Regions from separate parts of the Homo sapiens genome. Here all the other regions are linked to region 4. A link is a contact called in ENCODE Hi-C or POLR2A ChIA-PET data. All regions are on one chromosome and are shown on one strand. The core of a region is the stretch at or near the end of the contact, and the rest is flanking DNA. Distances in the headings are between cores, read along the strand shown. Region 1 overlaps WWOX (WW domain containing oxidoreductase). Region 2 has its middle 11 kb from the start of MAF. Region 3 overlaps WWOX (WW domain containing oxidoreductase). Region 4 has its middle 330 kb from the start of MAF.

Evidence for each region. Hi-C counts contacts between places; a loop is a spot of excess contacts on that map. ChIA-PET counts read pairs that join two places held with the same protein, here RNA polymerase II (POLR2A). Pooled maps may share reads with other maps.
Region 1: a loop to region 4 is called in a pooled map, with 6 times the contacts of the local background. The contact joins two enhancer-like sites. A Hi-C loop is called at or near these places in 9 of 50 pooled maps. POLR2A ChIA-PET finds 5 or more read pairs at or near these places in 3 of 52 experiments (activated CD4-positive, alpha-beta T cell, activated CD4-positive, alpha-beta memory T cell and activated T-cell).
Region 2: a loop to region 4 is called in a map of heart right ventricle, with 2.8 times the contacts of the local background. The contact joins two enhancer-like sites. A Hi-C loop is called at or near these places in 3 of 168 maps with a recorded cell type or tissue (Right ventricle myocardium superior, heart right ventricle and left cardiac atrium) and 2 of 50 pooled maps. POLR2A ChIA-PET finds 5 or more read pairs at or near these places in 7 of 52 experiments (CD4-positive, alpha-beta T cell, CD4-positive, alpha-beta memory T cell, CD8-positive, alpha-beta memory T cell and 3 more).
Region 3: a map with no recorded cell type shows a loop between it and region 4 (10-fold over the local background). The contact joins two enhancer-like sites. A Hi-C loop is called at or near these places in 1 of 37 single-sample maps with no recorded cell type and 6 of 50 pooled maps. POLR2A ChIA-PET finds 5 or more read pairs at or near these places in 1 of 52 experiments (T-cell).

Annotation. Positions count from the first base shown.
Region 1 is chr16:78,893,620-78,896,319 of GRCh38, reverse strand. The region is part of intron 8 of WWOX (WW domain containing oxidoreductase); the gene reads right to left. Among named protein-coding and RNA genes, the nearest start is that of WWOX-AS2, 390 kb to the right of the region's middle. Within about 2 kb of position 1,304, at least 4 of the 41 ENCODE cell types and tissues checked have a DNase peak (open chromatin) inside an H3K27ac peak, as active enhancers do.
Region 2 is chr16:79,588,605-79,591,304 of GRCh38, reverse strand. It overlaps a transcript of MAF not described here. Among named protein-coding and RNA genes, the nearest start is that of MAF, 11 kb to the left of the region's middle. Within about 2 kb of position 1,369, at least 11 of the 41 ENCODE cell types and tissues checked have a DNase peak (open chromatin) inside an H3K27ac peak, as active enhancers do.
Region 3 is chr16:79,007,528-79,010,227 of GRCh38, reverse strand. All of the region lies in intron 8 of WWOX (WW domain containing oxidoreductase), which reads right to left. Among named protein-coding and RNA genes, the nearest start is that of WWOX-AS2, 510 kb to the right of the region's middle. Within about 2 kb of position 1,292, at least 3 of the 41 ENCODE cell types and tissues checked have a DNase peak (open chromatin) inside an H3K27ac peak, as active enhancers do.
Region 4 is chr16:79,268,251-79,270,950 of GRCh38, reverse strand. It overlaps a transcript of MAF not described here. Among named protein-coding and RNA genes, the nearest start is that of MAF, 330 kb to the left of the region's middle. Within about 2 kb of position 1,315, at least 3 of the 41 ENCODE cell types and tissues checked have a DNase peak (open chromatin) inside an H3K27ac peak, as active enhancers do.

The DNA.
Region 1 (2,700 bases), core at 55-2,554, 370 kb after region 4:
CATTCTACAATCCTTTTCCCAAATTTTTGTCTCTGAAAATGACTAAGCAAATTTACAAAAACAATTGGAAACAACTTGGTGACTTTTTTTTTTTTTCAAATGGGTAAGTGCATTCCGGATATAATTATGTTTAAAACATGATTCAGCACACTTTATTTCTTCTGAAGTATTTCTATTTCCTTCTTTTATAAAACCTACTATTTCTATCTTATTTTTAAAGATCAATTGCCTGCATGTTTTCAGAGCCCTTTCAGAAATATCTTTGGTTATTACTCATCTGTGAAAAGGAAATTTAAACAAAGTTTGAGAACTGTTCATTTCTCAAAAAAGACAGTGGAATTGAGTATCTGTTTCCTGGGATGTTAAGTCAGCGTCAAGACCAAATTCATGAGATTGTTTTCCAAAGAGAAGACAGGAGTAATACGAAAGAATGACTGAGGTTTCATGAACTGTATCAGCTTCCTGGCATGAGAGCACTCGACTTTATATAGTCGGATACTGTGAGTCAGTTGACATTGTTCTTAAGAAAACTTGTTTTTGTTAGCATCTCAGAATTTGCCAGAGCCATATTACATTTAAGTCTTGCGTTCCTCAATCAATTTGACCAATGAACTTTTTGAAGATCAATGGGCAAGATAATAGTAGTAGAAGGAAAACACCAATGATAGTTATTTCTCATTTGGGGTCAGCATTGCCAAGCTGCTCAGGGTTTCCATGGCATCATTTCCAAACCCTCCTATTAAATTCTAAAGGAGAATAGATCTTTGCCTGTGGACAGTGTAAATTTGACAACAAATACAGGGTTGATAGACTGGTGGAATAGAAAAACACAAGAAGCTACGGGATGGAAGCTAGGCCATCGTCACCACTGCCATGGGGCAGAACAGAAAGAAGCATGATGTTTTGACCCCACAGAGGAGACAACACTCAAATCCTCTTCAGTGAACGGCTGTGTTTCTAGGGTACTGGGAATGAGAAAGGAAGATGTTGTATGCACAGAAACTTAAGTTATTTTCTTAATGCATAATTAAGAAAAGAAAAGAAACCCACAGAAAAGTGAGGCAAACCCACTGATAAACAGGCAGGTTCTATTTCTGTTAACTGGGTAAGCCCAGATTCTTTAAAAGTGATTTTAAAGCCGTTGATGCTATCAACTTTGAAATGTGGTTTGAAAAAGCGGATATTACACTTTAGCATATGCCTAATAACTGCCCTCACCATGGAAACATTGAAGGCAGAAACCATTGTGTTTGTTTTCCTAATCGTACTACCAAGATAAGACATAGAGTTCTCGTAAACCGGTGCCCGGCGGCATGATGGGATCTCCAGCTTCTGTACACCTAGTTGTGGAGGTGGATCCTGGGTGGATCCATTGGAACTATCGTAATAAGAATTAGTCCCGTCATCAGATAATTTCTGATTGAAAATTCCGAGAACTGAGTTATGCACAGTGCTCAGTTAGTCACTGTTTTTCTCATAATAGCCGCATTGTGGAAAACTGAAGCCGGTCTTGGGGTCTCAAGGTCAACTTCATATGATAAACATCTTCAAGGCATGATTTTAGTCCCGTCTTCTTTCCCAATCTTGTTTAATTGCAACGTGGCCTTCCATGCTATTCTCTCTATTGTTTCCACAGCCTCTCTCCACCTTGAGACACACACAAGCAGGCTGGGTAGGTATAAGTACCACCTTGCTCCCTCGACACATTAATCAATTTGTTTCATGGAATAAAAAAGAAGACAACCATCTCCAGTTGAAAATTAGAATCAGGCTGGATTACAGCTGCAGCAATGAACTAGGTAGAGCAGAAAGCCAAACTCAAGCCTGTGTTTCCAACCAGTAGAGAGGCTGACTACAAACAATAATTTAGACAAAAAATAGTCTAGGACTTTATGATCTACATGCTTAAGCATCACTGAACATTACTAACTTTGAAGTTCAATATTATACTTGGAGGTGTATCCTTTGCTGTGCTGGAGAGAAGCAAAGAACCAGGCTTGAGTCTAAAATATTCCCATTAACCCAATAACACAACAATTAGATGTGTGTGTATGTGTTGTATAACTCTTTAAAACTAAACGATCAAGGCTAACTATGGAAATAAAAGTGAACATTAACAATTGCCACAGTACACTTGCCTGTAGCTCCAGCTATTCAGGAGGCTGAGGTGGGAGGATTGCTTGAGCCCAGGAGGTCAAGGCTGCAGTGAGCCATGACTACACTATTGCACTCCTTCCTGGGCAAGAAAGCAAGACCCTGTCTCAAAATATAATAATAATAATAATAATAATAATAATAAAAGCCTCAATAAAAGACATTACTCTATGGTAATCAGGGATACCTGGTACTCAAATACATCACAGACACAATATCTGCTCAGCTGGTAACAAATCTGTCAAGGAAAATATTGCATATCAACTCAAAAGATGCATCTAGAAAATCTTGTGTTCTAGCTTGCTAGAAAACAAAAGATACTGTGTGAGTGTGATTTCCTCTTACCTCTGTGAAGCAAAAGTGTGATCGATGAAGGTGAGAGGGGCAGGGAAAGACAGAGAAAGGCACGTAATGTATGACAGACATTTTCTGGAACAAGGGGAAGCTAATGAGTTCACAGAAGTGCTAGAAGGGCCCCTGGAAAATACCAGGGAACCTCAGACAAAAGAGTCTCCCAGGCAAGGAAGAAAACAACAATACATGAAA
Region 2 (2,700 bases), core at 120-2,619, 320 kb before region 4:
TTCCCCTGCACTCCTCAACCTGCCCCTCACCCCTCAACCCAGGCCTTGGTGTGAGCTGCAGACCAGTGATTCGCATTCTGAATTTCTCTATTCTAAATATTCTGATTACCAGCCTTGACCGTTTCCAAGCTGAGATTCCAAAGAACTATTTTTTCCTTGTGGTTGGTCCTTTCCGTTAGGGAACAGGAGAAGCGATGAAACCTTATAGAACTGGATAGGAAGGAGAGAAAATCACTCTCCTTCCAGAATCCCCAACAAGGATTGTTGTAAAGGGAACACTGGCCTGAAAAATTAGGTCAGGAGTTCAGAGTCCCTTTTTGCAACCTATAGTTGCCCTGGTTCTCTATATGACCTCATCCACTTCTTGAGGCCTGTAGAAGTGCGTTTCTGACTTTTGTTGGAGGAATTCTGCAGAAGGAAAGCAGGCCGAGGATCCCAGGACAATAGGCAACCCCAAACTAGGCCCAGAGAGCAGAGGAGAGGAAGGGACCTGCCTGCAGAGGCTGGGAGAGTATGGCCCAGACTTTAACACAGGCCAACCTTGGCTTATGACCTCCAGTCACCAGGGGTCAGCTCCAGGTCATTCTCAGAGTCCCCCCAAAACCTCCCACCAAGAAGGATCTGTTTGCAGGGTGACTGACAAGCCGCTGACAGGTTGTGAGCTCTCCACAGAGTCCTAGAAACAACAGTGACGTCCTTAGCACCAGGGTCTGCACCCTTCCCACCTGACTCCTGTCCAATCCCAGTGTCCTCTCCATAATTTCTGACACCTTTTCCTTCCATGCCTGGTCATCCAGGGCCATGAAAGAGCCTCAAAAGTCACTGTCCTCAGGCCAACAAGTGGCAGAAGCTGAGATCTGGGACCCAATAAGTCACCTCCGCCCCACTTTAAGTGTAGACACAGACAGCGCTATGCAGAGGGTCCGGGGAGCATCACTGGAAGCTCAGCTGGAATCTTTAAAGCTGGCCAGAGCTTTTGGTGCAATGGTCTTGAAGCCTGGAATGAAGGAGATGTAGGCAGAGAGGATGCTGAGTTTGTCCCCTCTCCCATTTTCTAAGAACAACCCTCCCTCCATGCCCCCCCATCATCCCCCCCTCCGCCAACCTGGCCCGGGACAGGAACACCGCATCCCAGTCCTTTATGCATGGGTTCTGCGGGGCCCAATAGCCCTGGACATCACTGCCCGAGCCTGGTGGCTGCAGCTGCGTGGGGCTGGGTGTGCTCCCCACCCTCTGAGGTCCCCCGAGGGGCGTACAGTAGGTGCGCAGGGACTGGAGCCCAGACAGAGGGGGCGGGTCCCGAAGATTGCCTGAAGCTACCGAGTCCCTCAGTCCTGGGCCGGGCCTGCAGTCCCAGACCCGCGGCAGTGCCCAGGGAGCCGGTGCGCTCAGACGCCAGCAACGCAGCGCCCCTCGGAGATGCCCACGACGCCGCCCGGCGCCCGGGGGCGCTAATGACGGCCACACCCAGCGCGCCCCAGGGCCCCGCGCCCACCCAAGCTCCCGCACCCCTGCAGGAGCTCGGATTGTGTTCAAATTTGGTTTAAAAAGTCAAAAGGACTGCCCTAGCGCGAGCGAGCTCCGGGGGATATCAAAACTCCCCGGTGCGCCGCTCTCCTGGGTGGGCGGGCGCCTGGAGGGAGGGAGCAAGACTCGGTCCCGCAAGGCTCCGCCCTTCACCTTGAGACCCCCTCACTCCACCCGATCGCGGCCCCAGGAACCCTCTGTAAATAAGATCATCGGCTCCAGATCATTTGATTTTTCTTCTATTAGTTTTCCGGCCCATTTTCCAGATTTTTTTTCTTTTTTCTTTTTTTTTCCTGCTTCGGTTAGAGACAGAGTAAGAGGGAAAAAGAGAAAGGCAAGCGGGAAATCCAGATAGCATGTTTAAAAATCTTTATGGAAATCTCGATACGGTTTGGGGTTTCCGTGGTGTAGTTTGATGCACATTATAAAACAAAGTCAGTCAAGCAAACTTTATGAGGATTGCTCCAACAGCGCCAGGATGAGGGTCCTGCCTGCATTCTTGGATTTCATACAGTTCTAGACACATCTCAGGCATCCAGGAACTGTCTCAAGAGGACAGACTTTTAAAACCACTAATTTCAGAAAGCATCTTTTCCATGAGGGGCCTTTTTCTTAGAGGGACCCTCGGTTTGTGAGAATACTTAAGTTAGGCAAGTATCGTTACACCTTAAAAAAAATCTACTTTTTACTCTCTCCCTCTCTCTTAGGGAAGGATTTATTCATGCACAGATAGATACATTGAAACTAAAACAAACATGTCAGTATCTGAGATGCTTTTTACACTGTCAGATTTTTTATGTAAATCTTGTTTTTCATAGAAGGCGGAAAAACCCTCGGTAATCTTTCTAAGATTTTATCTGTTAAAAGGTGATGTTTGTGTCTTTCCATCTTCAGGCATTCACTCCAATATATTTTTTCATCTGGCTTAAAAAATTTATTTATTTATTTATTCATTTATTTTTTCCTGGGACCCTTTAACACATTAGGGAGGGGGCAAGCTATTAAAAGATAAATCTGGCCCGGTGTGGTGGCTCATGCTTGTAATCCCAGCACTGTGGGAGGCCCAGGTGAGCGGATCACCTGAGGTCAGGAGTTTGAGACCAGCCTGGCCAACCTGGTGAAACCCGGTCTCTACTAAAAATACATAAGTTAGCAGGACGTGGGGGCACGTGC
Region 3 (2,700 bases), core at 43-2,542, 260 kb after region 4:
GCAGATGCTCGGTAAGCATTTGTGAAAGCCTCCTGGGGAAGCCAGCCTTGTAAATAAACACTTGTTTCATGGGTGGATTATTTTTAAAAAGCAAGAAGTCTAGGCATGAGTAAGGTGGAGTGGGAACAGAGGGACATGGTGGGTGAGCAGCTGGCCAAGGCCTTTGCAAGCATAGCAGCTTGCTCAATTCTAGGCATACTCAAGACCCATTATTCTTCCTTTCGCTTCTGAAGTCCTAGGATACTGAGGTTCAGAGAAGGTCAATGACTTGCCCAAGGTCACACGTTAATAGACAAATTATCAAATTTCTCTCTCAACTTGATAAGTTCCAAAGCTCAGGTCAGGACTCACTCTCTCCAACCACCTTCCCAGATGAGGTCGAAGCCCCCATGATAGGTACAGTCTTGTGTGTCCCCCTCCTCCTTCCCATGTACCATGGTTGCACCATTCCATTTCTTCCTTTGAAAATTTGATGGGTGCCAGGAGCGGTGGCTCACACCTGTAATCCCAGCACTTTGGGAAGCTGAGGTGGGTGGATCACCTGAGGTCAGGAGTTCAAGACAAGGCTGGCCAACATGGGGAAACCTTGTCTTTACCAAAAATACAAACATTAGTCAGGTGTGGTGGCATGTGCCTATGGGCTGAGGCAGGAGAATCGCTTGAACCCAGGAGGCAGAGGTTACTGTGAGCCGAGATCGCACCACTACACTCCAGCCTAGGTGACACAGCGAAAGTCCATCTAAAAAAAAAAAAGAAAATTTGATGATGGGCCTCTAAAGTCACAGAAGCCCCAGTGTCTCCTTTTGCCCACTCCTCTCTTCCCAACCGTAGCACAGTTCCTTGCCCCCAGTTAGAGCTCCATAAGCATTTGTGAAAAAGAGCCACAGCAGTGCAGAGCAGCAGCCCCAGCCACAAAGATTCCAGAAAGCGCCCCTTCATTCATCTGCAAAGAGCAGGAGAAACTTTAAGGCTATAGTGCCCAAACCGTTTGTAACACTCAAGTGAACTGGCATTCACATCATCTTCCTGCTTTCATTAAACAGTTCCACATCACTCACCTAGTGAATGGGCCTTTTTAGCAGGGAAGATGATCATCCATTAAGCCTGGAAGGGCAGGAGGCCTGCGGACACCTCTGCCCCCTCTGCCAGCTCCGTGGATCCCTCTAAATAATACAAGGCTTGTTTGCAATCAAGTTAGAACATGTTTAATGGTGAATAAATCTGATGCTGAATCGGGATAATTGCACTGGCGTCACAGAGCTGACTCAATACCTGGCCAAGGCATCCCATATTTAGAAGGGTGGAGACATTTTTAGCTCGCCTTTGTGTGTGTGCGCTGCTCATTATACACACGTGGCTCCAATTAAAGGCCCTGCCACCTGATCGGGGCCCCCTGGTCTCCGGCTGCAGGTGCACGTTTGTGGGGCTGGAAGACAAGGCCTGGGACAGGTGCTGTGATCTCCCTTTGTTTGCTGAAACCAACAAACAGCAAGGTCAGCACCTTCAGGTGAAGGCCAGGTGCTGGAGGGAGTGAAGGGAGTAGGGAGAGTGACATCAGTATGACCTGGTGTCGGGAGCATGCCCAAGCTCTGTCCTTCCATGGCCTTTGGCATGGTGCATAATGCTTCTAAGTCTCAGTTTCAACATCTGTGAAATGGGGATTTCACAGACTATGGTAGTCAGGATTCAAGATGGCCCCCAAGACTTCCATTTCCTATAGAATCCCCTCTCTTGAGTGTGGGCGGCAACTGTGAATATGATGGGATAATTTGCCCCCCTGAGTGAGTTAGGCTACCAAGCAAAGGGGGAGGAATTTCGCAGATGTCATGGAGGCCTGAACGCAGTTGGTTTTGCATTAATCAAAAGGGATTCAATCCTAAGTGGGACTGATCTAATCGCTAGGCCCTTAAAAGGGGCTGGGCCCTCACTGAAGAGAGTGACTCAGAGCATGGGGGAGCCTCCTTCAGTCTTGAAGAAGCCAACAGTCATGTTGTGAGGTCATCTGTGGATAGGGCCTGAGAGCCTGAGAATAGCCTCTAGGGGCTGCAAGGGGCCCTCAGTCAACAGCCAGCAAGAAAACAAGCACCTCAGTCCTACAGTTACAAGAAAATGAATTCTGTTAATAACCAAGGGCCTCTGATAAGACCCCATCCCTGGCTGACGCTTTGATTTCAGCCTCATGAGACCCTGAGCAGAAGTCCCAGCCTGAACCAGGACTTTTAACCTATGGAGCTATGAGATAACAAATATACTAAATTTGTGGTAATTTCTTACACAGCAAGAGATAGCTAACACAATGAAAGTAACTACCTCCCAAGGTTGTTATGAGGAATCATTTGCATGCACAGTGCTTTGTAAAGGGCTTGTGACACCATGAGTGACTAATAAAGGGCAGAGGTTATGATGATTACTTTCTCTACCATTATTAGTCAATGATAAATATTAAATAGCTTTGGTATCCGAGAAAGAGCTCTCCATTCACATCCTGGTTTTGCCGCTAAGCAGCTATATGATACCGGGTGAGTCACTTGATGAAATCTACTTCTTCATCTGATAACAGTGCTTTCCTTATAACTCTGCAGTGAGGTTTAAGGAGATAATAATTTTAAAGTGCTTAGCTTCTGCAAATTCCCTTTTGCCATATAAAGTAGCATGCCTATGTAGTGGGGATTCGGTTATGGATATTTTGGGTGCTCTTAT
Region 4 (2,700 bases), core at 66-2,565:
CTATCCTGGGTGAAAAGAGTGAAACTCTGTCTCATTAAAAAAAAAAAAAACTCTGGCCATGTCTTTGTACTCACAAATTAGAGGGACAGAGTGTGTATGAGTGTCTCTGTCTGTGTCTGTGTATAGGGTTGTGGTCAGTGCATGGTGACCTCCCAAGCCACACTGCTTAGACGCACTCAGTGAATTACACCAGGAAGAGATCGCCTTCCAAGCCTGGACTTCAGCCCACACAAATCAGGGCCAGTGGGAGCTTTCTCCACCCTCCTCCTTCCTACTGTCACCAGTGTATTTACTTCCTGAGAGATGGTTGTGCCAGAAAGTCACTGCATCTAGATTTGGGATTATCACTGGAAACAAGCCAGCCCTACCTAAGCAATGATGGGGCTAAGACTAAATCTTTCCCTTGGTATCCTGCCTATAAATCAGAGGAGCAGAGAGATGATGGATTCCAGCTCCTTGCTTTCAGATGGGGAATCTATGGTTCAAAGACTGGGTTGAGTGCCTCAAGGAGGCAGGATTCCTAGCTTTTCATCTGTTCTCCTTCCTCCACTCCACACATGCTCCTCTGCCCTTGGCCACATCTCCTTGACTGCAAGCCTTGCTACTACTTTGGGTTCTCAAGAAATATATCACACACAGCCACCCACTGTCTCAAGCCAGCAAAGAAAAAGCCCCCTGCAGCCCTCAGGCCAGCACACAATAGAACTCATACACTAGGATGCTTTTTTAAAGGGGTACCTTCTGTGGGAGCTAGATGCAGAAGGGATCTGCTTTTCAGGGGCTTCCTTTGTCTCTTCTGTCCCAAAGCTGCCTATTCCCTGATCTTCTAGGCCCTTCACCTCCTTCCACCCACCCCGAGAAGAGGTAGCTAGGAGACTTGAATTCCCGTAAGCATGCAGGATGAAAAAAACAGGATTGCAAAAAAACCCATAAGCCCTTCAGAGCTGTGATCTTTCTGGAATGAAACCAATGCATTCATTTCTTGAGAGATGAATGGACCAGGTTCGTCTCCATAGCTTGCTTCTAGGTTTGGGATTTTATGGAAATATGCAAGACCTTGCTTGGGTGACGATGGAGCTAAGGCCAAACCTCTCCCTTAGAGGCTTGCCTATAAAATAGAAAGTAGGTCCGTGGAGGTTGGAGTTCATTACATTCCTTTGCTTCCTTTTCTGGTGTTGCTACCCCTCACCCCTCACTCAGGGCGATTTGCATGAAAGGAAGTCTGAGAGGCAGGGACAGCCCCCGACCTTGAAGTCACAGGCCACAGAGAAGGAAGATGAGCCAAAACCAGAATAATTATCATTCTGCTCCTGCCCTTGAAGTTCACCGGAGTTTCAGATCAGCCATATTCTTCACCATGACCTTATTTCTGCAAGGGGAACCTCAAGATGCCATTAATCACAACTTAGATTTTTTTTTAAAGCCTGGTGACAAGACAGGGGTGTTGGCTCATTTGGGATGGGAGCTGTGGTTCAAGCCTCTGTCCACACCCACCCATACCTCCATTCGCCAGAGAGAAAGAAAGAGGTGTAAAATCTTGTTCCTGACTGAGAAGGGCTTCACGGCCATGGTGACACCTGTAAACCTACAGGCTGGATTTGCAACCATGTATGAGCCATTAGGGGCAGTGAGTGAGAGGAGGAAGGTGTAACTCACTCGGGTGCCCAGACCCAAGCCCGAGAAGCACATAGCCACTGCTGGAAGTCACTCCTTTGCTAAACAGCCCCTACATCACATCCAGCTTCCATTCCACGTTGGACTCTGATTTCAGTTCTCTAAGGCAAACACCAAGACATCTTGGGTGGTAAACAGTTCAATAAGCATTGAGACCAAATGACCAACATAGAGACAGGTCCCAGGGTTACAAGACATTAAAGCTGCTTTCCATAAAGATTTGGCCAAGAAAAGGTAGAAAGATTGGAAACTAGCAAATATCAAAACACCTACTATGAGCAAGCCACAGCTGAGGAGCTTTTATCTCTTAATTCTCACACTCCTAAGAGATCCTGATCATTACTCCCATTTATCAGGCAGAGAAAGAGAGGTGCAAAAGAGTGAAATGGCTTGCCCAGGGCTATACCACTGGTAAGTCACAGGGAAGAATTGCAGACAAGCATCTGACAATGCGGCTTGTGTGCATGATGTTGGCTGCCCCAGGTGGCCGGCAGCACAGTGAGAATTTCTTTCTCAGGATTGGGGTCCTCTTTTGAAACTGATATATGGAGTTGGTGGGCTTCCTGTTGCAATGTTTCTTGGGTAGTTTGATTTCTTTCAGCCTACAGTTTGGCTAATTCATTCTTCCAGTTCTTTTCATTTAGCTGAGAAATGCCATTGTTTCTTCCTTAATTTTTAAACAACTCTATGTCTGTTGTTGCAAAACCTGTTGTCCTAGTTCGACTACAGAAATGTGGCTACTGTGGGGAAAGGTGGTCACAATTGCTAACCTATATTACGTTCCAGCCTTGCACTTTTACTATGCATTGTCTGAATTCACTTTCACAGTAATCCTAACAGGCTAGTGCCATCATTACTATGACCATTTGACAGATGAGGAAATGGAGGCTTAGAGAGGTGAAGTGACTTGCTCAAAATCCTGCAGCCAGGAGCAAAAGACTCAGGATATGAACAGAGGTTTCCTACAAGCCCATGATCATAACCCTCAGGCTGAGACGACTACATTTTTCTTGCATGGTATGGGTA